Linked DNA regions of Homo sapiens: region 1 is linked to region 2. A link is an interaction called in ENCODE POLR2A ChIA-PET data of the cell type or tissue named here. Cell type or tissue: PC-9. All regions are shown on one strand.

Evidence for each region. Peaks named below come from ENCODE experiments on the same cell type or tissue, not always from the same donor. Only the 100,000 strongest peaks of a DNase experiment are listed, where the experiment ranks them.
Region 1: POLR2A ChIA-PET joins it to region 2 with 21 read pairs; 20 of 35 experiments call an interaction of 5 or more read pairs at or near these places.

The regions. Positions count from the first base shown.
Region 1 is chr11:65,845,496-65,847,995 of GRCh38, forward strand. The region is part of intron 1 of SNX32 (sorting nexin 32); the gene reads left to right. Among named protein-coding and RNA genes, the nearest start is that of CFL1, 11 kb to the right of the region's middle. In PC-9, no CTCF peak of the experiment used is centred here; no DNase peak of the experiment used is centred here.
Region 2 is chr11:65,787,609-65,790,108 of GRCh38, forward strand. The region is part of intron 1 of OVOL1 (ovo like transcriptional repressor 1); the gene reads left to right. LOC124902693 reads right to left here. Exons shown (of 7, transcript XM_047427980.1): 7 at 1,393-1,829. OVOL1-AS1 (OVOL1 antisense RNA 1) reads right to left here. Exons shown (of 2, transcript NR_108085.1): 2 at 1,393-1,829. Among named protein-coding and RNA genes, the nearest start is that of OVOL1, 1.8 kb to the left of the region's middle. In PC-9, no CTCF peak of the experiment used is centred here; no DNase peak of the experiment used is centred here; H3K4me3 peaks cover 1,787 bases; H3K27ac peaks cover 971 bases.

The sequences.
Region 1 (2,500 bases), 58 kb after region 2:
GAAGGCCAAGGTGGGCGGATCACCTGAGGTCAGGAGTTTGAGACCAACCTGGCCAACATAATGAAACCCCGTTTCTACTAAAAATGCAAAAAATTAGCCAGGCATGCTGGCCCATGCTTGTAATCCCAGCTACTCAGGAAGCTGAGGCAGGAGAATCGCTTGAACCAGGAGGCAGAGGTTGCAGTGAGCCGAGATCTTGCCATTACACTCCAGCTTGGTCAACAAGAGCAAAACTCCATCTCAAAAAAAAACCAACAAAAAACTGTTCATGGCAGCTTTATTCATAATAGCCAAAAACTTGAAATAATCCAAATGACCATCAACAGTAGATACATACATTATGATATAATCATGTAATGAAATAAGACACAGCAATGAAAATAACTGCTTCTCCACTCAACAACGTAGAGAGCTCTCTAAAGAACAGGGGCACAAAAGAATACACAATGCATAATTGCATTTCTGTGAAGTTCAAGAATAGGCAGGCCAGCATAGGCTGGGCTCAGTGGCTCACACCTGTAATCCCAGTTCTATGGGAGGCCAAGGTGGGTGGATCACCTGAGGTCAGGAGTTCAAGACCAGCCTGGCCAACATGGTGAAACCCCGTCTCTGCTAAAATACAAAAATTAGCTGGACGTGGTGGTGGGCGTCTGTAATCCCAGCTACTTGGGAGGCTGAAGCAGGAGAATCCCATAAGCCTGAGTGGTAGAGGTTGCAGTGAGTTGAGATCATGTCACTGCACTCCAGCCTGGGCGACAGAGTGAGACTTCGTCTCAAAAAAAAGAATAGGCCAGGACGGGTGCGGTGGCTCACGCCTGTAATCCCAGCACTTTGGAGGCCGAGGCGGGCGGATCACCTGAGGTCAGGAGTTCCAGACCAGCTTCAACAAGGAGAAACCCCATCTCTACTAAAAATACAAAATTAGCTGGGCGTGGTGGTGTATGACTGTAATCCCAGCTACTCGGGAGGCTGAGGCAGGAGAATTGCTTGAACCTGGTAGGCAGAGGTTGCAGTGAGCTGAGATCGTGCCATTGCACTCCAGCCTGGGCAACAAGAGTGAAACTCTGTCTCGAAAAAAAAAAAAAAGAATACGCCAGAATAATCTATGGTGATAGAAGTCAGAATGGTGGTTAGTTCTGGGGTGGGAGATAATTGATGGGTGTGGGGCAAGAAGGAGCCTTCCGGAGTGTTTAAAAAAATGTTTTTTGCCAGGCACGGTGGCTCACGCCTGTAATCCCAGCACTTTGGGAGGCCAAGGCGGGAGGATGACCTGAGGTCAGGAGTTCAAGACCAGCCTGACAAACATGGAGAAACCCCATCTCTACTAAAAATACAAAATTAGCTGGGCGTGGTGGCGGGCGCCTGTAATCCCAGCTACCTGGGAGGATGAGGCAGGAGAATCGCTGGAACCCGGGAGGCGGAGGTTGTGGTGGGCTGAGATTGCACCATTGCACTCCAGCCTGGGCAACAAGAGTGAAACTCCATTTCAAAAAAAAAAATTTAGCTTTAGTTTTTTTTGTTTTTTTTTTTTAGACAGTTTCTCACTCTGTCACCTAGGTTGGAGTGCAGCGGCGAGATCCTGGCTCACTGCAGCCTGCACCTCCCAAGCTCAATCTTCCCACCTCAGCCCCCCCCAAGTAGCTGGAACCACAGGCATGTGCCACCACACCCAGCTAATTTTTAAAGTTTTTTTGTGGAGATGGGGGTCGAAGGGTGTCTCACCATGTTGCCCAGGCTCGTCTCAAACTCCTGGGCTCAAGCAATTCTCCTGCCTCAGCCTCTCTCCCAAAGTGCTGGATTACAGCACTTTTAAAAAAAAATTTTTAAATTAGCTGGGCATGGTGGCACATGCCCGTGGTCCTTGCTACTTGGAAGGCTGAGTCAGGAGGATTGTCTGAGCCCAGCTCATCACGGAGGCTGCGGTGAGCTGTGATGGCGCCACCAAACTCCAGCCTGAGTGACAGAGCAAGACCCTGTCTCCAAATAAATAAATAAAATATATATCTATCATGATCTGAGTTGGGTGATGGTTACCCAGCTGTATACACATATACAAATAATTGGTGCTTTACACTTAAAATTTGTGCACTTTCCTGTATATAACTTATACCTTAATTAAAAAAACAAAAGGGGGCTGGGTGCAGTGGCTCACACCTGTAATCCCAGCACCTTGGGAGGCCGAGGCAGGCAGATCACTTGAGCTCACAAGTTCAAGACCAGTCTGGCCAACATGGCAAAACCCCGTGTCTACTAAAAATACAAAAATTAGCTGGGAGTGGTGGCGTGTGCCTGTAATCCCAGCTACTCAGGAGGCTGAGGCAAGAGAATTGCTTGAACTTGGGAGGCAGAGTTTGCAGTTAGCCGAGATCACTTCACTGCACTCCAACCTGGGTGACAGAGCAAGATGCTATCAAAAAAAAAAAAAAAGTGAGAAACAATGTAGAGATAACCCTGTAAACAGTGGCCAGTGACCTCAGGGTCAATTCCTTCATGCCGGACA
Region 2 (2,500 bases):
GGCTGGGTGGGCCCGCGGCTCTCGACCCGGGACTCGGGGGGCGGGGGCGGGGCCGGCGGAAGAGCGCTGGTCGGGGCGGGGGCTGCATGGTGGAAGGGGAGCCGCTCCCAGGGCCAGGGGGCGCGGAACCGCCTACCCCCACCCCCTGAACCGCGGCACAGAGGAGGCAGCGGGGTGTGTCACCGCTCAGGCGACCCTCGGCTCCGACGTCGTAAATCCAGAAAACCGGGACTCGCATGAGGCGGGAGAAGGCACTGGAGCGATGCCACTTTGGGGGGCGGGGAGCGGGCTGGAGTTTCGGCCGAGATTTGTGTTAAAAGCTCAGAGCTTCAGCCGCTCGCACAGGTCCTTCCTCCTCCCCCACAACACTGGTGGCCGGGTCGGAGTGAGGGTCGGGCCGGTGGGGGGCGTGGGCCCCCAAATTTTCGTTGGGCTCCGGCTGCTAGTCCCGCGCAGTGAGCCGAGACGGTGGGACAGGCGCCCGCTGCGCCCCGCTTGCCCTTAAAGCAGAGGTGGGATCGGGTCTCACCTCTGCTAGAAACGCACTTCCTTCACCTTGCGGAGGGCACAATTGCATGGAAAGCAGCTGCAGGGAGCCCACCCCACAGCGGAGGGCCAGGCCCGGGGAAGCTGGTGTACCCAGTTATTTTTGGCAGACGCCTAGACAGCGTCGACTGTGAGAGTTGCTTCTTCCTCCAGCGGCATCTTCCCCTGAACGCCCCAAGAACACTCCTACCCCTTCTGTCCTCCCCCACCCCCAACAAAGTCTTTGGTCTGGAGAAAGCCTGCTTCCTTCCGAACGCCCCCTCCCCAGGCCTTGGGGGCGGGGCGTGGACGCTCTGAACGCCCAGCCCAGCCCCTCCGAGGGGGGAGGGGAGGAGTAATTAACCAACTGACTTTGACCCTTGATCTGCAGACTCCCTGGCACCGCCCCAGGCCTTGTAGGAAAGTGGGGAAATGAGGGCAGCAGTGAGGGGCCCCGTGAGGGCTCTTGCTCAGTTTCCCTCCTGAATAAGCTGTTGGAGACAGTGTCCTGGTGAGGTCTTTGTGGCCTGACCTTCCAGGACCCAGTGGCCTGTGGCGCTGGCAGGATGTTTCACAGCTTAACCTGATCTCAAGGGGACCCCTCTTCCACCGTTCCTTAAAACAAGGGAATGTGCCAGAAGACCCTGGTAACCCCAGTGGGGAAACTGAGGCAAAAAGGGAAGTGAGTGGCCTCCCCACCTGAGGCAGATTAGGGTGTGGGCTCAGAATTCTGTGTATAGCTTCTTGCTTGGCCACACTCCCTGGTGAGCTGGCTGGTTCTCTACCTGGGGGTTGGTGGGGGCACGCAGAGGGCCAGAGCCCCCTCCCCGCTCCGCCCTCCGCCCTCCACCCTCACCTGTGTTTGACTTGCTGCTTAGCTGCTCCTTGGGATCTGATAAACTGAACTTGGACCGTGGTAAAGGTGAGCTGAGCCCTGAGCCAGGCTCAGTGTGCTGTTATTTTTAGTTTTATTTCACATCCCAATCAGTAACAGATCATGTGTTGATTTTTACAAAGGACAAAGAAATTCCGTTGGTTGAAATCATTGACTTCTTTTTGTCCTAGCTATTTTCTCTGCCACACTTCCAGTGGCCACAGTGGAAGTGGCAGGGGAGACGTATGCCCCAGGGGCTTCCTGTCAGGTGCAGGAGAGGGCCTCTGGGTGGTCCAGGCCACCCGCTGGCACCATCCAGGTGAGGGAGACCTGCCGGCTTCTCTGTAGGCTCCTCCAGGATGTGTGGCGGGAGTCCAATCTCAAGGATGAAGGGAGAATTTGTCCTCATCCCCATGGCAAGGAGAGAATCCTGTGGGTCAAGTAAAGGGTAGAAGATAGAGAACTTAATTTTACCTCTGAAAGTCATGTGGCCCACTGGAGAGTTTTCCCACAGTTTTTGGCAATGAGAAAGGGACTGTCCTCAGTCCACGCTCGGGTGCCTCAGATGGCTGGAGAGTGGGGGTGCGTTTTGTGCTGGCCTGTCCCCTGGCTGGGCCATTCCATCACCAGCCAACCATGACCCCAGAGCCAGCTGGGCACGTTTCCGTTCACCTCACAGATTCCTGGTAAGTTGTGACCAGCTAAGCGTTGACCCCATTTCCAGTGGAGGGCCCAGGAATGTGGGAGTGTTTGAGTTCTGACCTTCCTGCCAGGTTCCTCTGAGACCCTCAAAGCCTCCCAGAAGGTTTTGGGAGAAGGTTTTACAGGCCAGAGACACTGGTCCCCAGCCCGACAGCACTGATTCCAGGGCCCCAGTTTGACAATCCCATCAGCCTCTCTCCCCAAGGCAGAATTCTAGAGCTTCTTACTCCCGGGGCAGAATCTTTCCCCTGGGAAGAGGTGAAGATGGTTGCAAGCACCCTGGAGATTTGAAAGGATTACTGGCTAGGAAGCCACCTTGAACCGCTCCCCCACCCACCCCCCCAACCACCCTCCCCTCGCCTTCCTTTGTTATGTCAATATTGACTTGGAGTGACAGGG